3 separate regions of the Homo sapiens genome follow, and regions 2 and 3 are each linked to region 1. The links are chromatin loops, found by intact Hi-C in ENCODE. Cell type or tissue: heart left ventricle. All regions are shown on one strand. Region 1 holds the start of LOC124902483 (a long non-coding RNA gene). Region 2 has its middle 140 kb from the start of IDE. Region 3 overlaps CPEB3 (cytoplasmic polyadenylation element binding protein 3).

Region 1 (8,000 bases):
CTTTTCTACTAAAAATACAAAAAATGAGCCGGGCGTGGTGGCATGCCCCTGTAGTCCCAGCTACTTGGGAGGCTGAGGCAGGAGAATCGCTTGAACCCAGGAGGCAGAGGTTGCAATGAGCTGAGATCGCACCACTGTACTCCAGCCTAGGCAACAGAGAGAGACTCCATCTCAAAAAAAAAGAAAACTGTATCTACTGTTTGTCTTAAAGAAAGAAGTCATTGTCTTATGCAATGTAACACTAAACATGTACAATTGTTATTATTATTAGTTTTTTTTTTTGAGACAGGGTCTTACTCTGTCACCCAGGCTGGAGTGCAGTGGCCTAATCTCAGCTCACTGCAACCTCTACCTCCCAGGTTCAAGCGATTCTCCTGCCTCAGCCTCCCGAGTAGCTGGGATTACAGGCTCCTGCCACCATGCTCAGCTAATTTTTGTATTTTTAGTAGAGATGGGGTTTCACCATGTGGGCCAGGCTGGTCTCGAACTCCTGACCTCAGGTGATCTGCCCTCCTCGGCCTCCCAAAGCGCTGGGATTACAGGCATGAGCCACCCTGCCCGGCAACATATACAATTGTTTTTAAATAATTCACCAAATATTATTTTAGTATAAGAGTTGAATTTTATTTGAGTAATCCTTTGTATGAATAATGCAAGGTGAACTTTTATTTTGACAAGTAAAAATAAGGAGGTGAGTTGGTTCAGAGCTTATCAGGTACAATCTTAAAATAAGTGATTTGTTCCTGCATTGAAAACTAAAATACAAGAAATCTGGTGGATGTCAAAAATTTATGACTAAAATCTATTTTTACCTGACCTCTAAGGTTGATATCACATTTAACATTAAGGTGTTTTTTATTCTAAACTAAAAGTGATTCTTTTATGCCATCTCTGCTGAAAAATTTAAAAAATTATTTAAGTGTTTAAGTATGGTCAGATTTTAAGTATCTAACATTCTCCAGTAGTTCCCCCTCCCTTGCCTATTCCTCTCCACCCCAGTCTCTTTCTAGTAGGATTCCTATTGCTAGCTACCCAGTCATTACCATTCTAACCATTTAAGGTAGCTCTGCTTGGTTTATTTATTCTGAATACTACAATTCAGTTTCCCTTTATCCTGGCTTCCTATGGCAAGTTGACAAACCAGTTTATTTTTTTCCCTTTTATTTCAACAACTCGTGATTTAGATTGGTTAGGAGGATATAATGTAATCAGGACACAACCTTTTCCCCTCAGAATCTGTATTTGTGAGACTTCCTCCTTTCCCGGCTGAACGTGCTGAAGTCAGATCGAGTACCTTGTGAAGGACTTCAGCCCCCACAGTTCCCTGTGTGCGCATGCCCTCTCATCTTACAGTTGTCAAAGTGCTTTTGCCAGAGCGGTCACATAATCAACCTGAAAGAAGAAAATAAATACTGTATACTTTTAAATTTTATCGATTCTTAAAAACTGGACACTCAAAGGTAACTGCTACTAAGATTTTGTTACTTGAAATTGGGTTATTGCATGTAAAAGAATATCTATTGTGTGTGGTGGGGGAGGGGAAGGAGGTATCTATTTCTCACTTTGCTGTAAATAAGCAAAAACAAAAACAAAAACAAAAAACCCAAAAAAACAAAAAACAACCCCAAGAACACAAAACAAACTATACAGGCAGTTGCTGAGAGACGTTGAATACTACCTTTGCAAATTTTATGTTAATCTATTGCTTACCTTTTGTTTGAAAAGGTCTTATTTATTAAAGGTGGGTCTTGACCTTGACAGAGTGAATTTATGCAGAAAGCAAAATTTATATTTTTAAGGAGTGTTGAGAAGAGAAATGGGTGTTCCTGGTATAAAATTTTTAAAATTCAATGAATATGTTAACATTGATTACAGCTACTATAAAATGTTCTGAGTCCAGCTTACTTTTTGGCTTTTTTGCTGAGGTACAGCATTAATTTTTCCATGAAGAGCATGTAGTTTAAACTGAAGGCATTAACAGCAAGCATTGATACAAGCAACCGGAAAAGCAGAGTGATATTAAAATTATAATCAAATGCCTATTTCAGCCATGATGATATGGCTATTATAAAGACAATTCTAGCTCACTGGAAGTGACTCAAATCTCAGATTATAATGGTTTACTGCAGCACCGTTTAAACCAAGTATGAAAATGTCTCTTTCTGTGACCATCTTCTGTGGCAGCAATAGAACTTTGTGCTGTCTAAATCAAAGCTTCATTTGCCTCTTTGTATTGTATTTTGCAATACTGATCAAAGCCATTGTTTTAGACCAAGGGAACTGAGGAACATAAAAGCAATCTTAAATAGATTTTATTGGTAGTAGCCGGCAATCTGTGTTGTATATTATATTGAGTTGGGTTTTTTTCCCTGGGGGGGTTGAAGGGAGGAAAGGCAGGGGAATGAGGAATAGAAGGGAGAGCAAGGTGGCTGCGAAGCATTTCCTTTAGCCCACCACTATTTTGTGTATGAAACTTTGAAATAAAAGATACTAATGAACCATTTTAATGATAGTCTCTAATAAAATAATAGAACTACTTTTAATCCCATTTGTCTGATATATTTTGCATAATAGTTAATATTTTCATTTTCTGATATGTTGATTTTAACAATAATTATTATCATGAGGATGTCTAGAGGCAGAGCTTCTGTGTGTATCTGAATGCCTTTTCACAAGTGTCCTGAGAAAGATTCCTCTCCAAGTATCTGGGTTAATTAAGTAACTGCATTAAATTTATTAATAACTTTGTTGCAATTGTACTGAATCATCATCTAAAAATAATTATATGTTTGGTCATATGCCCCTTTAACATTTCAAAATATTTGTTTTTAGGGTCTCAGCACTGTAATATTTATATATTTAAAGCAATTAACATGTTCTAAGGACAAGCTAACTACATGTATGGCAGTCTCCGGGTTTTGAGTGATTAGTAATTTTCATCCTTGAATAAGAAAACAGGCTGTATGGTAGAGGTGAATATAGCCCTTCTCTGTGAGATGGAAAATACCATACACTCCTTATATGGCTAAATGAAGCAGTGATGGCAATGCACTATAATTACAATGTATGAAAATTTGAGACTTTGTACTCCTCTATTTTTAACACTTTTGCTAGCATATGGTAATTCAGGGTCTTCAAACCATAGTGTTTCGCTGCTAATACTAGTGATAAGAGAATGGATTCTAAATTTGCCAAAGTCTTGTGACCAAGACAGCAGCAGGAGGATTCAAAATTGAAAATCTGACAACCCCAGAATTATCTTGACTGTCTACTTAAATCTCTGAGGGTTTTTTTTAAAGCCCCACCCCCACCCTATCTCACAGGCGCTCGCTCGCTCGCGCGCACTCTCTGACCTTAAATCCAACCAGAAGCATTTCTCCACTCTGCAGAGAAATTCTTAGGCTCCTGTTGAGACCTGAAGCACTGCGATGCCAAGAAATCTCTTGTGCGGCAGAATTGGAGACAAGAAAATTGGGGAATAAGCAGAAAAACCATAATCCTTAGAGTAACAAGAAGCAAGCACTTCCAAACGTTTCAGTAGGTTTTTACTTCTTTAAAAACGTTTTTTTTAAAATTAACTGTCTCCTAACAAAATGGAGTAGCTGCAGCTACTGGGAGGCCAGAGAATGATTGTGCAGCTGAGTCCTTCTAACAAATGCCAAGGATTCCTCCCTCGTGGTTCGCTGCAGCTAAATGAAACAATTACCAACGCAAGAAGGCAGTTTGCTAATCAAGAGGGCTAATACTGGTTTTTTTGTTTTGTTTTTTTAAAAAGTGTTCGAGCTGGGGAAGGGAGAAGAAAGGGTCGTGTGTGCGGTGTCTTTTTAACCTTGCTGAAGGACGCAGCAGTATTTATTGACGTATGCAAATAAGTGGGGGAGGGTGGTGCTTGGGAAAAAACAGGAACCAGAATCAGTTTCTCATTGCAGGGCGAACGCTCTGAGTTCCGGTGAAGGGAAAAGAGACGTGGCGAAATTGCTGTCTTTTCTGTCTTATAAGCACATCTCTCACTAATACAGAAAAGGAACCAAGACATCTGAAAGGTTGAAGACGCTCTCACAGTATTTTTAGAGACCTTGCTCGACACCTTCCCTATTCCCCACCCAACAGCCTGACCTGTTCTTCTAAATGGGAGATTATGGATTTGCATTGCAATTGGCTAGTAGCGGTGGCGATGGATTTTCGCAAGTGAAACACCCGCCCGCTTCAGCGAGGGACATTCATGATCACATTGACAATAACGCGTCTCTCTTTTTTCCCGTTTCAGCTGCGCAAACCATGCAGGATGATTTACTGATGGACAAAAGCAAAACCCAGCCCCAGCCCCAGCAGCAGCAGCGGCAGCAGCAGCAGCCCCAACCTGAGTCCAGCGTATCCGAAGCCCCGTCCACGCCCCTCTCCTCAGAGACCCCCAAGCCGGAGGAAAACAGCGCAGTGCCGGCCCTCAGCCCAGCCGCTGCCCCCCCGGCCCCCAACGGCCCGGACAAGATGCAGATGGAATCACCGCTCCTGCCAGGCTTGAGTTTCCATCAGCCTCCTCAGCAGCCGCCGCCGCCTCAGGAGCCCGCGGCACCGGGCGCGTCGCTGTCGCCGTCCTTCGGCAGCACCTGGTCCACGGGCACCACCAACGCGGTAGAGGACAGCTTCTTCCAGGGGATCACCCCAGTCAACGGGACCATGCTCTTCCAGAACTTCCCGCACCATGTCAACCCAGTCTTCGGAGGCACTTTCTCCCCGCAGATCGGCCTGGCGCAGACCCAGCACCACCAGCAGCCGCCGCCGCCTGCGCCCGCGCCGCAGCCGGCACAGCCAGCGCAGCCACCACAGGCGCAGCCCCCGCAGCAGCGCCGCTCACCCGCCAGCCCCAGCCAGGCGCCCTACGCGCAGAGGAGCGCCGCCGCGGCGTACGGCCACCAGCCCATCATGACCAGCAAGCCGTCCTCGTCTTCGGCGGTTGCAGCCGCTGCTGCCGCAGCCGCCGCCTCGTCGGCCTCGTCCAGCTGGAACACGCACCAAAGCGTGAATGCAGCCTGGAGCGCACCGTCCAACCCCTGGGGCGGCCTGCAGGCGGGCCGGGACCCTCGCCGGGCGGTCGGTGTGGGCGTGGGTGTGGGTGTCGGGGTGCCTTCCCCGCTCAACCCCATCTCGCCGCTCAAAAAGCCCTTCTCCAGCAACGTGATCGCGCCGCCCAAGTTCCCTCGCGCGGCCCCTCTCACTTCCAAGTCCTGGATGGAGGATAACGCTTTCCGGACCGATAATGGTAACAATCTGTTGCCATTTCAGGTAATACTCTGCTGCACCTACACACTCCTTCCCTCTGCCCCGCTCCTTTTGCCACTTCTCTGACTTTTAATCATCCACCCGCTTATATTTAAAAAGGGCAGCAATGTCCAGCTCCTCTTTCCCCTTCCGAAGCCTCCAGTTCTTTAGGGCTGTTCCATTATCAGAGGATGAGGTTGGGAGAACATTGTGATTACTGGAGGAATCGTATTCGTCCCTTCAGGGTAGAAGAAGCCTTTTTCTTTTAGTTTATTTTCTCCTTCATGGTGTTTGTACCTCTTATTTTGACTTCCTTTGACAAGTAAAGCTGCAAGTGTGTGGCAAGGTGCCGGCATAGTCCCAGGATGAGTAGGCTGAGATTCCTATCATTTTGAGTAGCTACACATTTCAGGTTATGCAATCCTGAGCTCAGGGTGCCGCCTGCAAGCGGTCCACACCCAAACCACCCTGACTTTACTCTTAAAGAGGTTAACAACCCTTGAGTGGTGCTATTTCAGACGGTTGCGTATGCTCAGTTAAACTAATGTGAACACATGTGTTTATGTCTCGCTAAGGTGCTAGAATCATTAATAACAATCAGCATATTGCCCCTGCTGGGAAAATTATGAGTGTGAGATCCTAATAAACACTCACTACTGTGTAAGGGAAGGAGGTGGAAGAGTGGAAATTCTAAGGGCAACCCTCTCCATGTTACCTAGAAGAAGGATTTTTTTTTTTTTTTTCGGAGGTAAGAGACAATAGGACGTGACCTTCAGAGCCATATTGCAATGGAGTCTATTTGCTAGCTAGCACTGAAATATTTAAAGCTGCAGTGTCCTTCATCAGTTGGGTTAAGAAAATACAGATCAATTACATCATTTGAAACTGGGCAAAGTGAAAGTCTTGCAACTTTAATGAAAAATGAGTCCTGTGTCTTGGTGTTAAATGCCAATGAAAAACTCAGGATGTGCCCCAGACAAAAAGGTTGAAATGAAGAGTGTCCTTATTTCTGTTCTTGCTTTCTGATCTAGTCCACAGCCATAGCAATTGGCAGTGTCCTGGGCATCTTGGGTTGGAAAGGCGTAGTGCGGGTGTGTGTTCACAGGCGGCTTTTGCTCCCAGGCAAACACTTATCCTTCACTTAGAAGTTGATTTGGCTGTAAGCTTCTAGGCTCAGTTAAAGAAAAAGGGGAGAGGGGAAGGCCTCCAACAAGACCCAATTTGGATGGTCAAGGAAATGAAGCAGAAATCCTTTGAGGAGTGCTTGGTAGAGCTGACAGTTTGAGAGAGGTATAGTGTCAGGTGCAGATGCAGTCTTCATCTCTTTACATTACAGATGTTTGGAGTGGCTCCCATTCATGAAGGAAGAGATGAGGTTATTGAGAAGGACATGACTCTCTAGGCTAGAGTAATGATTTTTAACTTTGATGACAGAGGATCTTCACAAGGAATTTTCACAAGGATCCTTCAGGAATGGACGATTTCAATATTAAGTTATATTTTTTTCCCATTCTAAAGTTTGTTTATTTTAATAAAATGAGATGTTGCAAGGTGGGATTCATTTCATAGAGAAAAGGAGGAATTTGCTTTCTGGAATTTATGTGCTTATTTTTGGAGGGGGTAGAGCAGGGAGGCTGCATTTGGTAGGAAAGGCCCTCTTTTTCTAACATTCCCTCTCTTTATTCTCATGCTCCGTACCTGAGTTCAGTCTTAGAGGATAACCTAAAATCTTATAGGGAGTTTTGGGAGCTGATAATATAGACAGATCTTGTTATCTTTTTCTGGGAGTTGACTCTGAATACAACTAGCTATTGGTGAATTATCTCCTGGCATGGGGATTAGGGAGAGATTAAATCCACATAGTTTCGTCAAACCTGATATTGACGAGGAGTATAGGGATTGCCAGTTGTTACACAGCAAACCATTCACCAATGATGCTAATAAGAGCCAAATGGACTGGATTCAGTATAGTCTCATCTTTCCATCCCTGGTGATGCTATTGGATAGGCAAAAATGGCCAAAAGATTTGTAGGAGGACAGATTTGATTGAAAATTGAGCATTATTTATTTGGCCTTGGGAAGAATTACATATACATTATGTCTCATTTCTTTTTCATAAAACAGAGCTTAGGGTTTTGGAGCAATTTTAGGATCAGAGGAGGAAGTTGGTTGTGCTTTGGCTGGGATATTAGACTTGATTTCTGTTGATAACCGTACCAAGTTTGTGTTAGAAACAAAGAACACCTGAGTCTTGTGTGCAGAATTTTGTGTATGTGCATTTATTGAAATAATTTTTCTAAAAAAGGAAGAAAATATCTTAAGTGGTTTCGATGATTTTTTCAAAATATTTATTCTGGCAAATGTGATTTTATTTAAATCAGAGTTTATTTTATAGAATAGCAACTTTATTTTTTATTTAACAGATTTTTGAGCTATTAATAAAAGAGTCTTTCTGCAGTGATCTACTCTAATGTATGTTAAAATTTTTAAAGAAACCCATTCTACCCTGCACTGCTTCTTTTTTGCCAGTTTCTGCCAACACAATAGATTTTGAGTAGCTTTACTTACATGGCTTATATTGCAAAAGCAATCACTGTATTTTATGTGTGTGTGTGTGTGTGTGACAATGTTTCACTTTTGTTGCTCAGGGTGGAGTGCAGTGGCATGATCTCGGCTCACTGCAACCTCTGCCTCCCGGTTTCAAGCAATTCTCCTGCCTCAGCCTCCCGAGTAGCTGGGAT
Region 2 (8,000 bases), 190 kb before region 1:
GTGGCGCCATCTTGGCCTGCGCCCAGCCTATTTTTAAACATTTTAAAACATGTCTTTGATGCCAGGCACAGTGGCTCATGCCTGTAATCCCAGCACTTTGGGAGGCTGAGGTGGGCGGATCACCTGAGGTTGGGAGTTTGAAACCAGCCTGACCAAAGTGGAGAAATCCCATCTCTACTAAAAATGCAAAATTAGCTGGGCATGGTGGTGCATGTCTGTAATCCCAGCTACTCGGGAGGCTGAGGCAGGAGAATCGCTTAAACCTGGGTGGCGGAGGTTGTGGTGAGCCCAGATCCCACCATTGCACTCCAGACTGGGCAACAAAAGCGAAATTCTGTCTCAAAAACAACAACAACAAAAACATGTCTTTGGTACGTATCTGCATCTATTTCTGTAACAGGTGAAATTGCAAAGTCATAGGATACATGTGTGTGAGCAACTTTAGCAGATACAACTAAACAGTTTTCCAAAGTGACTATGCGAATTTACACTCTCACAGCAGGGTATGAGAGTTTCAGCTGTTTACCATCACTTGGTATTGTTAGTCTTTTTATTTTTATTTATTATTTATTTATTTATATTTATTTATTTATTTATTTTTGAGACGCAGTCTTGCTCTGTCCCCCAGGCTGGAGTGCAGTGGCGCAATCTCAGCTCACTGCAAGCTCTGCCTCGTGAGTTCATGCCATTCTCCTGCCTCAGCCTCCCGAGTAGCTGGGACTACAGGCGCCCACCACCACGCCCGGCTAATTTTTTGTATTTTCAGTAGAGACGGGATTTCACCATGTTAGCCAGGATGGTCTCGATCTCCTGACCTCGTGATCCGCCTGCCTCAGCCTCCCAAAGTGCTGGGATTACAGGCGTGAGCCACTGCACCTGGCCAGTATTTTTATTTTTTATTTTCTTTATTTTTTGGAGTCAAGCATGGTTGTAGAGGGAGACAATATTAATCAGCTTAACAACCCACAACTCTTGGACCAACTGTTAGTCTTTTAAATTTTGGCCATTCTCATGGGTGTAGTAGGTATATACACTGTGGTTTTAATTAGCATTTCTTTGCATATAATGAGCTTAAGAAACTTTTCATGTGTATTGACTTTTCAGTGTTCCCTTTTGTGAAGTCTTTCACCAATTTTTTTTTGAGACAGGGTCTCTTTCTGTCACCCAGGCTAGAGTGCAGTGATGCAGTCATAGCTCACTGCAGCCTCAAAATCCTGGGCTAAAACAATCCTCCCACCTCAGCCTTCCAAGTAGCTAGGACTACAGGTGTGTGCCATCATGCCCAGCTTATTTTATTTTATTTTTTGAGATGGAGTTTCACTCTTACTGCCCAGGCTGGAGTGCAATGGCACGATCTCGGCTCACTGCAACCTCCGTCTCCCGGGTTCAAGCGATTCTCCTGCCTCAAACTCCCGAATACCTGGGATTATAGGCATGCGCCACCACCCCCGGTGAACTTTGTATTTTCAGTAGAGATGAGGTTTCTCCATGTTGGTCAGGCTGGTCTCGAACTCCTGACCTCAGGTGATCCGCCCACCTCGGCCTCCCAAAGTGCTAGGATTACAGGCATGAGCCACTGCACCCGGCCTTTTTCTTTTCTTTTCTTTTCTTTTTTTTTTTTTTTGAGACAGAGTCTTGCTCTGTCGCCCAGGCTGGGGTGCAGTGGTGCCATTTCGGCTCACTGCAACCTCCGCCTCCCGGGTTCAAATGATTCTCCTGCCTCAGCGTCCCGAGGCAATCTCTGTAGGTAAATTATATAATCTTCCAAAGGCCCTCTTACAACTTGCAGAGAGGAAATCAAGGAGTTGCTAGCAATATGAGAAAAGTTAACACCTTGTCAACTTTTCGTATTTTTAGTAAAGATGGGGTTTCACCATGTTGGTCAGGCTGGCCTTGAACTCCTGACCTCAGATGATCCACCCGCCTCAGCCCCGCAAAGTGCTGGGATTACAGGCGTGAGCCACTGTGCCCAACCATGCCCAGCTGATTTTTTAATTTTTTTGTAGAGACAGGGGTCTTGCTATGTTGCCCAGTCTAATTTTGAACTCCTGGTCTCAAGTGATTTTGCTTGGCCTCCCAAAACGCTGGGATTACAGGCATGAGGCACTGTGCCTGGCCTCTCAGCCATTTTTTAATTGTGTTGTCAATCCTTAGTGATTTGTAGGAGTCCCATATATTTTGGGTCTGAGCTCTTTTGTTATTTTTATTATTTATCACTCTTTGGCTTGTCTTTTCACTCTTAATGGTATATATTGTACATCTTTTCTAGTTTGTTTTCAGTGAGAGGTTTCAGCACCATCTAGTCAACCACTGCCAGAGCAGAACTTGGTCTCCTATTTTAATGACTAAATTTTATTCCAGGCTGGGCATGGTGGCTCACGCCTGTAATCACAGCACTTTGGGAGGCTGAGGCAGGCAGATCACCTGAGGTCAGGAGTTCGAGACCAGCCTGACCACAATGGTGAAACCCCATTTCTACTTTTAAAAATACAAAATTTAGCCGGGCGTGATAGTGGGCTCCTGTGATCCCAGCTACTTAGGAGGCTGAGGCAGGAGAATCACTTGAACCGGGAAGCAAAAGATTGCAGTGAGCTTAGATTGCACCACTGCATTCCAGCCTGGGCAACAGAGGGAGACTTCATCTCAAAAAAAAAAAAAAAAAAAAAATTCCAATAATGCCTGCATTATGATGAAGACTGACCCATTGTCATTGGGAATTAGTTTGAGAAGCTTTTTAAGAAGATAATGAGCTGAGAAAGAATCAGATCCCGGCAAGGTAAGTTTTAATAAACGAAAAGATGGAGGGAAAAGCAAGATCTGGGTGGGCACCTGAGGCCTTCCAGGGCCCTGTGCCCTCAGGCAAATATTGGCATTCATGAGAAGAACCAGAATTAAACAAGGATATACGCAAGAAAGCAGCCAGGAAACATATATGATACCAAAAGCAGGTGGAAACCACTTCACAGTTTGGCCCAGGGACAAGTCTGATGGTGTGTGTATTTGCATGTCTCTTTGCTCAGCACATTTCTGCCTCATCATAGGGAGAGTTGCACAGAAAGCAATTTGGATTTGGGTTTAGATTTCTCATATTGCTAGCAACTCCTTGATTTCCTCTCTGCAAGTTGTAAAAGGGCCTTTGGAAGATTGTATAATTTACCTACAGAGATTGTTCTTTTTACTTTATGGCAGTCTTATAGAAGGAATGATTGTTCCAGTATTCATAACTGACTTAGAGTTTCTTCTAACTTATTGGTTTTTAACCCTAATTGCATATGAAAGTTGGCTACAGATCTTTTTTTTCCTGCTTCCTATCGCCCAGCTACAGATCATATATATATATATATATATATATATATATATATACACACACACACACACACATATATACACACATATATATACATATATACACATATATATACACATATATACATATATACACATATATACACACACACATATATATACACACACACATATATACACACACACACACACATATATATATATAAAATATATATCTACACTAACTGAGTTGGTGGGGATGGGGTAGAGAGGACTGGATATTGGATTGTTTGCAAGTCCTCCTCGTGATCCTTATGTGTGTTTAAGGCCAGAGAACCACTGCTGACATTGCAAAGATAAGGTTGTCCACAAGATGGAGATAAAGCACTTCTCAGTGAAAAATGCTCCACACACTCAAAACCCATTCTCTGGCTTTATGTCTACACCAACTCCAATTTATGGTTTCTTCTTTTAATTTTTTTTTTTAGACGGAGTCTTATTCTGTCACCCAGGCTGGAGTGCAATGGCGTGGTCTCGGCTCACTGCAACCTCCTCCTCCTGGGTTCAAGCGATTCTCCTGCCTCAGACTCCCAAGTAGCTGGGACTACAGGTGCCTGCCACCACACCCAGCTAATTTTTGTATTTTTAGTAGAGACGGGTTTTCACTATGTTGGCCAGGCTGGTCTCAAACTCCTGACCTCGTGATCCGCCCACCTCGGTCTCCCAAAGTGCTGGGATTACAGGCGTGAGCCACTGTGCCCAGCCCTTAATTTTTTTTTTTTTTTTTAGAGACAAGATCTTTTTCTGTCTCCCAGGATGGAGTGCAGTGGTTCCATCATAGCTCACTGCAGCCTGGAACTCCTGGGCTCAAGTGATCCTCCAGGCTCAGCTTCTCGAGTAGCTAGGACTATAGGTGCTCACCACCTTGCCTAATTTTTTATTTTTTGTAGAGGCGGGGTCTCACTATGTTGCCCAGGCTGGTTTTGAACTCCTGTCCTCAAGCCATCCTCCCATCCTGGCCTCCCAAATTGCTGGGATTATAGGCATGAGCCATGGAACCTGGCTGACTCCAATTTATGTAATGTGCCAAGCGGGGACAAACGTGGGAAGATAGGTAACATTACCTTTGGTGCTGTTGCTTGCCAGTCAAAGAAATTTTTGCCACCTCAGAGGAAAAGACCAGGAACTAACTTTAAAAATGACAGCCAGGGCTGGATATGGTGGCTCATGCCTGAAATCCCAGCACTTTGGGAGACTGAAACAGAAGGCTCGCTCGAGCCCAGGAGTCCAAGACCAGCCTGGACGACATAGGGAGACCTCATTTCTATAAAAAATAAAAATAAAAAAATTAGCCAGGCATGATGGCTCTTACCTGTAGTCCCAGCTACTCTGGAGGCTGAGGTGGGAGGATCACTTGAGCCCAGGAGGTCAAGGCTGCAGTGAGCCATGATCATGTCACTGCACTCCAGCCTGGGCGACAGGCAGACGGAGATCCTGTTTCTAAATAAATAAATAAATAAAATAATAAAGTAAAATAAAAATGACAGCCAGGTGTGGTGGCTCATGCCTGTAATACCAGCAACTCAAGAGGCTGAGGCAGGAAGACTGCTTGAGCCCAGGAATTTGAGGTTGCTGTGAGCTATAATTGTGCCTCTGTACTCCAGACTGGGCAACAGAGCAATACCCCATCTCATAAAAAAAAAAAAAAAAGAAAGAAAGAAAAATGACACATGGCTAAAAATATCTCTTATTTGGCTGGGCGTGGTGGCTCACACCTGTAATCCTAGCACTTTGGGAGGCCGAGGTGGGCAGATCACTTGAGGTCAGGAGTTCAAAACCAGCTTGGCCATCATCGTGAAACCCCATCTCTACTAAAAATACAAAAATTATCTGGGCGTGGTGGTGCGTGCCGGTAATCCCAGCTACTTGAGAGGCTGAGGCAGGAAAATCGCTTGAACCCGGGAGGCAGAGGTTGCAGTGAGCTGAGATTGTGCCACCGCACTCCAGCCTGGGTGACCGAGCGAGACTCCATCTCAAAAAAGAAAAAAAAAAAACTCTTATTCACCCAATTACCTGAATTAGAATCTAGAAATATTTTCAATCCTTTTCCTAGTTCACTTTGATAAAATAGACCATATAAACTGACACCAAAACTGAAAATAAGAAAGGAGTGTAATATTGTTCATATTTTATGGAGTGGAAATTTTTGAAATGAGATCATTCTGTAAATTATGTAGATAGAAATCAACATCTGCACAAGTAAATTAGCGTAAGATGTGTTGCTCACAGGATTTTAGGAAATATGCAGATGCAATAATGTGATTTCTATTTTTTTCTTAAGTCTGAAGTACTTGATTGGTAGCTCCCAATCATTTCTCCCATCTCACTTGTCTAGCTCTGTCACAGAAGCTGTAAAAGCTACAAACTCCGTCTCTCTGTTCCCTTGTAGGGAGAGATGGTCAATGAGATCTAAGTGAAATCACTAAGGAGGGCTTCCCTTCCTGAATAAAATGACAATACCTCAGTACAAGAAGTGTCTTTTTCCCTTGTCCCTCCACCCCCGAATTCTTGCTACCATCTTCCTGGGGACATGAAACTTAGAAGTGGAGCAGCCACCACTGGCCATGAGATGACAAGTGTGAGGACAAAAGCCACTGTAACTAAGAAGGACAGAATGGACAGGTGAGAGCAGCCCGGATCCCTCCCTGATGGCGACTATGGGCAGCTTTTATGCTGATCAGCCTCCCGAGTAGCTGGGACTACAGGGGACTGCCTATCCCTGCACTTGCTATGAGGGGAAAAGCCACTGTTGATCAGGCTTCCTGTTGTTCTCCGATGTTGTTAGGGCAGGAACACTTGGCAGATTTCCTGGTATTTACAATTAGACACTTAATAAATGGAGGAATTTATCCCTTACTGAACATCACTGAGAAGTTGCTATGTTGGCATATAGAACATAAATATATTTACTTATTTATTTTTATTTATTTTTGCGGGAGACCGGAGTTTTATTACTCAAACCAGTCTCCCATAAATATATTTATAATGTTGATTTTAGACATTATCCTTTCTAAAGAGACCCTGTGGGCTTTAGACAAAGCTAAGACTTGAGAAGCTCAAGTTCCTTTGTTGTTGTTGTTATTTCTAAAAAGTATGTATTAAATGCCTAATTGTAAATACCAAGAAATCTGCCAAGTGTTCCTGCCCTAACAACATTTTCTGAGCCAAAATGCACAGTTTGGGTTTGGCATGGTCGCTCACACCTGTAATTCCAGCACTTTGGGAGGCCAAGGTGGGAAGCCAGGAGTTCAAAACCAGCCTGGGCAGCATAGTGAGACCCTGATTCTATATAAAACAAAGAAAAAGAAAACAAAATGCATAGTTTGACATATCAAATGAATATTTTCAACAGAACTGTGCTAGATAATCCAGACTGTCCATGGCTCTACCTGACACAGCCTATGATTTCTTCAGGGTAAGCACCAGATCAGGACACATACATCACTGCTATGGCCGAACACACAGACAATGACACAGAAACAATAAACCAAATAGCAACAGACAACAAGGTGTTTGCATCAAGATAAGCCTAATTTGGGTAAGGCATGGTGGTTCACACCTGTAATCCCAGCACTTTGGAAGGCTGAGGTAGTCAGATGGTTTGAGCCCAGAAGGTCAAGACCAGCCTGGGCAACATGGCAAGGCCCTGTCTGTACAAAAAATATAAACATTAGCCGGGCATGGTGGCACGTGTCTGTTGTCCCAGCTACTTGAGAGGCTGAGATGGGAGGATTGATTCAGTCTGGTAAGTCAAGGCTGCAGTGAGCCATGATCTTGCCACTGCACTCCAGCCTGGGCGACAGAGTGAGAACTGGTTTCAAAAATAAATAAATAGGCCGGGCGTGGTGGCTCATGTCTATAATCCCAGCACTTTGGGAGGCTGAGGAGGGCAGATTACGAGGTCAGGCATTCCAGACCAGCCTGGCCAACATGGTAAAACCCCGTCTCTACTAAAAATACAAAAATTAGCCAGGTGTGGTGGTGCGTGCCTGTAATCCCAGCTACTCAGGAGGCTGAGGCAGGAGAATCACTTGAACCCAGGAGGTGGAGGTTGCAGTGAGCCGAGATCGTGCCACTGCACTCCAGCCTGGGTGACAGAGCGAGACTTCATCTCAAAAAAGAAAGAAAGATGAAAGAAAAAGAGAAAAGAAAGAAGGAAGGAAGGGAGGGAGGGAAGAAAGGGAGGGAAGGGAAGGAAGGGAAGGAGAGGAAGGAAGGGGAGGAAGGAAGGGAAGGAAAGGAAAGGAAGGAAAGGAAGAAAGGAAAAAGAGGAAAGAAAGGAAAGAGACCTAAGTTGATTTTAAGAGTAAACAACAAGGCATCTAATTGGAAAAAGAACTGGGAACGAGTAAGAGTTCCACATTTTGATTCAGCAGAGTGGTAATTTGCTATTCAGGGGTCAGAATATTCAGGATAGTTGCTATTCTGTGGTCTGCAGCAAAAGGATTTAATGGAAGAGGATTTCCGTGAATTCACTGGCTGTTTAAGGAATTGGAGAAAACTGAGTTGGCAAATGGAGAAAAGATATTATAGGCACATGATGTCACCTTGGAAAAGGTCATGAAGGCAAAGGCAGGCCCTCCCTGGAGCACAACATAGTAATGTGTCCCCTGGGGCTGTGTCATATGCCATCCCTGTAAGCAGCGCAGGGGAAA
Region 3 (8,000 bases), 120 kb after region 1:
TGGATATTAGACCTTTGTCAAATGCATAGTTTGCAAAAATTTTCTCTCACTCTGTAGGTTGTCTGTTCACTCTTTTGATAGTTTCTTTTGCTATGCAGAAGCTCTTCAGTTTAATTAGTTACCAATTTTCATATTTTTAAAGAGGCCACCTTTCAAGGAGTTTGTACCATAACTGACTTGCTTTTTGGTCATCTAGGCCAAGCTTATCCAATCTGTTGCCCACAGGCCACATGCAGCTCAGGAAAAATTTGTATACTTTCTTAAAACATTATGTTTTTTATTTTTGCCATTTCTTTTTAGCCTATCAGCTATCAGTGTTACTATACTGTATGTGTGGCCCAAGACAATTCTTCTTCAAGTGTGGCCCAGGGAAGCCAAAAGATTGGATACTTCTGAAGGGTTATTAGAAGTAATGCTTCTCTTGGTATATTTTTGTACATGGCCTTCTCTTTCAGATTATTTTCTGTAGGATAAATTTTGTGAAGGTTACTTAACCACAGTTAAAATAAATGAAAATATTAATGACTCCAGATTTGCTATTATATGGCTTCCCAAAGCAATTTTCTGTATGAAGTTTTAGCTAATTTGGACATCTGTATCAAATGTTGTGCTTAGTTTCAAGTCAGATAAATGGTACATTGTGGTTGTGAACTTACCTTTTTGCTTCTGTGTTTGGTGTATAGTGCACCCCTGAAGAACCCAGGGGCCACATTGGTATGAGTCTTGTACTTGAAGTGTTTTAAGTCTTTTCCTCTTAGGTCTCATCTGTTGAATTTTGGGTGTTTTCTAACATTAGCTCCTATCATTCTCTCCCTTACCCACTATGGCCACACTGACTACTTTGCTATTCTTTGGACAAGACAACTGAGGCCTCTGGGGGGCCTTAGTACTTCCTTTTTTCTGAAGCCCTCTTCCCCCATTTCTTTTTTGTTTGTTCATTTTGAGACAGAGTCTCGCTTTGTTGCCCAGGCTGGAGTGCAATGGCACAGTCTTGGCCTACTGCAACCTCCACCTCCTAGGCTCAAGCTATTCTCATGCCTCAGCCTCCCAAGTAGCTGGGATTACAGCTGTGTGCTACCACACCTGGCTGATTTTTAGGATTTTTTAGTAGAGATGGGGGTCTCACCATATTGCCCAGGCTGGTCGTGAACTCTTGACCTCAGGTGATCCACCTGCCTCGGTCTCCCAAAGTGCTAGATTTACAGTCGTGAGCCACCACACCAGGCCTTCCCCCACATTTCTAAATGGAGCACTTTCTCACTTAGACACTGCTCAAATGTCTAGCCCCTGTATCCTCTTTTTCTGTATTCCTCTTACTCGCATTTTCTGTCTACTTACTTATTTAGTTAGTAGAGATGGGGTCCAGGCTGGTCTTGAACTCTTGGCTTCAAGCAATCCTCCTGCCTTGGCCTCCCAAAATGCTGGGATTACAGATGTAAGTCACCGTGCCTGGCCAATTTATTTCTTTTTTACCCTCATTTTATTTTTCTTTAAAATGCTTATTATGACCTGAAAAATTAGATGTGTTTTTCTGACTTTTTTTCCAGACTGCAATGTAAGTTTTATGAGTGCAGGGAATTTTTTTATATTTTGTTCACTGCTCAATACCAAGTACTTTGCATACTTGGCTCAATGACCTTCAGGTATCTATTAGATGAATGAATTGTATCCTGGCAAATGATGAGTTCATTACTTGATCAGAGAATAGAACCCACCACATTTTAGAGGTGGAAAGTTCCTTAAAGATTATCTCATTCTAGTGCAACCTTTATTTTAAACTGAGACTGAAAGAGGTGAAGTATCTTTTCATAAGAACACACAGCTTTTGTTAGACAGACTTGAACCTGACAGACCAATAGTTTATACTATTTTACCTGGTGGATAATAAAGTTATTTTTATTTGTTTTGCTCCTCTGTATGATTGGTGGAAAAGGAGGACAGGTTTAAGCTATATAATCTGATAGATAATGCTGTTATTTACAAGGCTGGATTTTATATTAAAATTAGCATCTTAAGCTATATGACCCAAGGTACATTTTAACATTTGAAAACGAAAGTGGTCCTTGGCTTTTTCCTGAGCCTTTGTATTCTGTTTGTCATACTCACATAGCTGGAGTATTTCCAAAGAGGTGGTTTAGACTGGGGCTGTAGGTCTGAGCTGCCCTTTAGCCATAACTTAACCATGGAATTCTGCCTCGTGGATGATGCCACACTATTTCTGGACATGGGTGAACTGCTTGGTAGTTGAGTTATTTGACTGCAAGGATAAGTTCTTTTGTGCTACCTCAAATCAGGGGTGTGGTTATGAGTAACAAGGGGAGTCCAAGAACAGGAGCTATAATATAACCAGGTATCATGGAGGCTGTACTAGGGTGTGTGGCAAGCTGCAGGGATTTGAACAGTGGAAGTTACTAATTATCCATTGTAATCTCCCACCATTGTCATGACTCAGTTTGTATAGTTTTCATATTTCTAGTTGAATTCCAGAGAGAGGGAATTTGATTGACCCAGTTCATTTTTTAACACCTAGCTGTGACATAGGTCATCCTAATGATAGGGCCCTAGAATCCTTGACTACTTAGTAAAAGAAGTTCTAGGGCCAGGTGTGGTGGTTCATGCCTGTAATCTAAGTACTTTTGGAGGCCGAGGCAGGTAGAACACTTGAGCCCAGGAGTTCAAGACCAGTCTGGGCAACATGGTGAAACGCCATCTCTGCAAAAAATACAAAAATTAGCTGGGCATGGTGACATATGCCTGTAGTCCCAGCTACTTGGGAGGCTGCGGTGGGAGGATCACCTGAGCCTGGGGAGGTAAAGGCTGCAGTAAGCCGAGATTGTGCCACACTACACTCCAGCCTGGGCAACCGAGTGAGACCCTGTCTTAAAAAAAAAAAAAAGTCTGTTTCCTTTAGCATGTAGCTGTGAATGTGGCCACTAGGAAGATAAGATGGACATGACAAGCTTGATGATAGATAGCATAACCTCCCTCATTGCCCACTGGGAAAATATTCCATCTCCAAAGTTGCTGTCACTGGAGCTACCAAAAAATGCCTGTCCACCCTGAGCCTTCTACCCCTTGTTCTGCACTAACAGCTGATCCTGATACTGCAATAGCCTCACCTCTCATAGTGGGACAGAGAATATGGGCCCAGGGAAAGGAGCTGGCATCTGCTGTGCAATGAGCACAGCTGTGCTACCACTGTTGAGGCCTCTTGGGCAAAGGCAATGATGGCAGCCAGCTACAGATGTTGTACATGAGTTTGGCCATCTGGCTCTGAAACTGATTTCAGAAGCCAATGATGCTGGCAGTGGAATGGAGGAAGCTGTCATTCTCAGCTTACTTGGGCAGCTTACAGTGTCAGCTTCAGCAGTCTAGGGGCACAGGGTCCAGGTGAACAGAAATAGTAATAGGCACACAGCTTTATACAAGAGTGACCAAACCCTTGTGCACTAATGATTCCCACCCACTTTTAGAAAAGTTTGTATTCCTGGATGGCTATTTCTGCTGGTGATTCTATACGTCCTCTGCACTGGCTAGGCTGGCTTGCCCTCTGGTGCTCTTAACCAAGGTCATGTAGTTGTGGAAGTTTATGCAATACCAGCATGGTTTGTGAACCTGGCACAAGCCAGGCCACATACTATTCAGTTTGAACACAAGCCAGCTAGCTAAGGAGATCCTGCTTGAGGAACAAGGAAGAGGAATCTACTTTGAGTGGGCAAAAACAGGCCATTGTGGAGCTGCAGTGGGCTGCAGTGTAGCATTTATTTCTTTTTCCTTCAACTTGTCTAAATCTGGCTTTGGAAAGGAAAGTTTTCAAACTTCACATTTTTTCCCTTGTAGCATAACTTGAATGGAAATAAGTCAGTGTTATTTTAGGCCAGATTCCAAGTTTTTCCACCTTCTGAGTTACGTAAACTGATCAAGTTGGGAAGCCAAGGGTTTTAGCCTGTATTTAACCTTTTGCAGTTCGTCATCTTTTGAGTAACATTCTGTCTTCCTTTAAGAAAAAAAAAAATCAGGTCCTGGCTTATAGTGCTCACACTGTTTGGTGATTTATGAACCCTATATTTTAATATTTTACTTGATTGTGATTTTCATACCCAGGAAGGATTTTCTTGTAAAAACATGGAAACTGCATTGTGTGATAGCAAGGGTGGGCTTTTTGTTTTGTTTTGTTCTGTTTTGACAGATGGAGTCCATCTATCTTTGCTTTTAAAAGCTTAGCACACTCTCAGTTTACACTTTTATAAACACTTGTCTCTTCAGCATTGTATTGAAGATGAACTATAAAGTTAGTCTTTGCTTTCAAAGCATTTACAGTTTGAGGGACTGTACAGAAAGAAGTCATTAGGAATATATAGTCCACAGGACAAAGCTTGAGCAGCCACGTAAATAACAGAAACATCTTGTTCAAGGTCACCTAAGTACACACTGTGCTATGACCAGGCAGAGGTGATGGGATGGGGGGAAATGCTTGTTTAGTTCAGAGAAGTCATAACTCCTCCTGATGAGAACTTTTATTGAGGAAAAAATAGACTTTAGGAACTGAAATGGAAGGTGGAAATTTGGCAGACTGAGGCAGAGAGGATGTTTTAGAAGAGGATATAGCTTGGGTTGGGACTTGCTGACAGTAGTTAGATAGGGCTAAGGCTGTGAGCAGGTGAGACCAACAGAGGATATGTTAATTGCAGAGTTAGGAATGGGAAGCCAGCTAGGAGGGTCTGGTGAAATTTTTTGAAAACTGAGAGCAAAGACCTGGGTTGTCTTTCAAAGGAGAATGGACCCACTTCAGTCTTGAGAAGACTGGCACAGAAAAAAACTCATTTGAAACAGCATTAAGAACTGATCAGAGGAATGTTAAAGTCCAGGGAGGCGAAGAAATTAAGACTATCAAAGCTCAGGCAGTATATGCACAAGGCCAGACTAAAGCTTCATCTGTCTGTAGGAGAGCATCACCTGGATTGAAACAGAGTTCCCCAGTTGTTTGCTGACTGAGGGAGTGTAACAGGCAGTGGGGCATAAGCTAGGTTTGTGGACTCAGATGTGGGCATCAGCATTTACTAGCTATATGACATTGAGCAAGTAATTTAACCTTTAAGCCTCAGTTTACTTATCTGAGTTAATACTACTCGTTGGGTTGTTAAGAGGATTATGTGAGGCAGTGTGTGAAAGCACTAACACAATACTTAGGCTTATTAGGTGTTGAATAATCTTAGCGTCCTTGGTCCTTGCCTGTGACTTAAATGTAATGCTCAGTAATCATAAAATTACCCAACGAGTTTGACCAGTTCTCTCCCACACCCCCAGTCTGGTCTCAGTTTCCTTGGTCAGGTGCTTGTTTGAACTGACTGTGACTAGAACTGACAGATTGGCAGACTTCACAAGGACCTCTTTATATAGGGAATGTGTGATTATGTAAACAGCAGATTTTAAGTCCAAATGCCCCAGGTCACTGCCCTGGACTGCAAGACTTTGCTAAGAACACAGGAAGTAGATTACCAATTTTGAACTCTGAGGTGGTTCTACGCTGCCGGCTTGTTTTCTTGTCCATTCCCAACTATTCCCACCCCTGCTGCCAAGCAACCAACCCACAAAGAAAGTTGGTAGTGTCGTAGAAAACACAAAACAGGCTAGAATCAAGTCTCAGCCTCACACAGTAAATATTGTTAAAGAAATATGTTTAGTTCTGAATCTAAGCAGAGTGTTTAGGAATCCGTGCACTTAGGCAGTATCTATCTGCAGAGCTACCTCTACATTTTAACTTAGGTTAGTTGTTTCCCTTGGAATGTCTTCTCCGTGTTTTCAATGTTTTCACCTATGTTGTACCATTAAGGTCTGGCCCCTGTGCCACCACCTACAGAAAGCCTTTCCTGATTTCTCTATTCATGTCTTCTCTGAAAGTGATCTTTCTTCTTTCTGTGAAGTCCAACTTTTAAAAATATGTTTACAAAAATACTTCTTAGGATCATTAATGCATTGTTCCTAAGTCAGAGTTCTCTGTGAATTTATTCTATACAATCTTCTAGTGCTAGTATATAAACTCCTTAAGAACAAGAATTTGCTCATGATAGTAGTCCCCTGCAGTGTGTAGATTACATAAGTGTTGAGTAAATCTTGGAGATCAGGTATCCTCATTCAAGAGGAAAATGAATAAGAGATCCAGTTCAGAGACCTACAGTGAGTGCTCTCCGCTGCAGGCAGGGATTGATGAGCTGCTTCAACTCTTACCACCCACCACTCTCAATCCTATACTCTAACTAATGAACTCTGCTCACCGTTGTCCAAGTGAGTTGACCCTTTGGCCTTTCCATGCCGTGGCCTGTGCACCTTCCTGAACTTGGAATGCCTTTACTCTCTGGAAAAGTAATCAGCCTCTGGGTCAGATATGGCCTTTGCTCTTTGGTGTTCCCTGATGTTTGGACAAATCTGCTCCCTTTTTTTCTCCCCAGTGTCCTGTAGGAGATACCTCCAACATAGTGCTTTTAATGTTGCTTATTAGTTATTGACAGTCTGATTTTTTCTGGATCAGGGTTCTTCTTTGGCTTGTTCATCTTTGCAACCTCAGTACTTAGCATCATACCTGGCATCTCCTAGATGTTTTTGGTACCCTTGAATTGAATCCAAAAAAAGTCTCCTGAGGCAAACCAGATAAGTCCTCTGACCTGAAAGCCAAAGTCAGAGAGAATGTTTGGGACAGACTGCCTGTACCAAAAAAAGTCTGAACTCAGGCAGCTCTGGCTAGAGCAGTGCCCTTTAGGTTTCTCTAGGAAGGTCACTGGTAATAGGAAGCTTGATTTTGTGAGAGGAGAGAGCTGCCTGTCTGTCCAGGCCATGGACCTTTCCTTCTAGGGTTGGTCTCAATCCAAAACCAGCCATTCCTTGGTCTGCCATTTTATGAATGCTGCAGTGGTTCAGGATACAGCTCCACAAGCTGAATTTTTTTTTTTCCATTTGTAGTTGGTACTTGAAACAAATACATCACTAATAGTATTAGTTGATTTTAAGAACTGTTGATTCCTTAAAAAAAAAAATACACATCTCTTTTTAGAATGGGAGACCTTGTAGTTTTTTTTCCACAAATTTTTATTTAAAAAAAGTCAAACCTACAAAAAAGCTCTAAGAATAATACAGTGAACACCTATATAGCTTTCTTCTAGATTCACCAATTGTTAGCATTTTGCCACATTTTTGCGTGCATGCTCGCTCACGCGCTGTCTCTCTATTATATATATATAATATATTATATATAAAATATATTTTATATATATATATGTGTGTGTATTTCCCCAATAGCCATTTAAGAGTAAGTTGTAGACCGGGCGTGGTGGCTCACGCCTGTAATCCCAGCACTTTGGGAGGCCGAGGCGGATGGATCACCATGTCAAGAAATCAAGACCATCCTGGTCAACATGGTGAAACCTCGTCTCTACTAAAAATACAAAAAATTAGCTGGGTGTGGTGGCACGTGCCTGTAGTCCCAGCTAATCGGGAGGCTGAGGCAGGAGAATCTCTTGAACCCAGGAGGTGGAGGTTGCAATGAGCTGAGATTGTGCCACTGCACTCCAGCCTGGGTGACAGAGCAAGACTCCATCTCAAAAAGAAAAAAAAAAGTAAGTTGTAGGCTGGGCACAGTGGCTCATGCCTGTAATCCCAGCACTTTGGGAGGCTGAGGTGGGTGGATCACCTGAGGTCAGGAGTTTGAGACCAGTCTGGCCAACATGGCAAAACCCCGTCTCTACTAAAAATATAAAAATTAGCCAGATGTGGTGGAACTTGCCTGTAATCCCAGCTACTTGGGAGGCTGAGGCAGGAGTATCACTTGAACCCAGGCGGCAGAGGTTGCAGTGAGCCGAGATCATGCCACTGCACTGCAACCTGGGCAACAGAGTAAGACTCTGTCTCAAAAAAAAAAGAATTGTAGACTCTCATTCCTAAATATTTCAGCACATATCTCCTGAGAACAAGAAATATCCAGATTGTTTCAGTAATGTCCTTTACAG

What was found. Peaks named below come from ENCODE experiments on the same cell type or tissue, not always from the same donor. Only the 100,000 strongest peaks of a DNase experiment are listed, where the experiment ranks them.
Region 2: a loop joins it to region 1, with 2.4 times the contacts of the local background. A loop is called at or near these places in 5 of 110 quality-filtered maps.
Region 3: a loop joins it to region 1, with 2.3 times the contacts of the local background. A loop is called at or near these places in 2 of 110 quality-filtered maps.

What each region holds. Positions count from the first base shown.
Region 1 is chr10:92,236,629-92,244,628 of GRCh38, reverse strand. CPEB3 (cytoplasmic polyadenylation element binding protein 3) reads left to right here. Exons shown (of 10, transcript NM_014912.5): 2 at 4,268-5,283. The coding sequence starts at 4,279. LOC124902483 (a long non-coding RNA gene) reads right to left here and starts at 3,440. Exons shown (of 2, transcript XR_007062247.1): 1 at 3,354-3,440; 2 at 603-1,392. RefSeq lists silencers at 3,812-3,981, 3,992-4,041, 4,802-4,941. In heart left ventricle, no CTCF peak of the experiment used is centred here; DNase peaks (open chromatin) are centred at 4,848 and 5,651; H3K4me3 peaks cover 6,986 bases; H3K27ac peaks cover 6,102 bases.
Region 2 is chr10:92,430,855-92,438,854 of GRCh38, reverse strand. No RefSeq gene overlaps it. Among named protein-coding and RNA genes, the nearest start is that of IDE, 140 kb to the left of the region's middle. In heart left ventricle, a CTCF peak has its summit at 3,652 (motif pointing right); no DNase peak of the experiment used is centred here; H3K27ac peaks cover 1,965 bases.
Region 3 is chr10:92,120,621-92,128,620 of GRCh38, reverse strand. All of the region lies in intron 6 of CPEB3 (cytoplasmic polyadenylation element binding protein 3), which reads left to right. Among named protein-coding and RNA genes, the nearest start is that of CPEB3, 170 kb to the left of the region's middle. In heart left ventricle, no CTCF peak of the experiment used is centred here; no DNase peak of the experiment used is centred here; H3K27ac peaks cover 4,416 bases.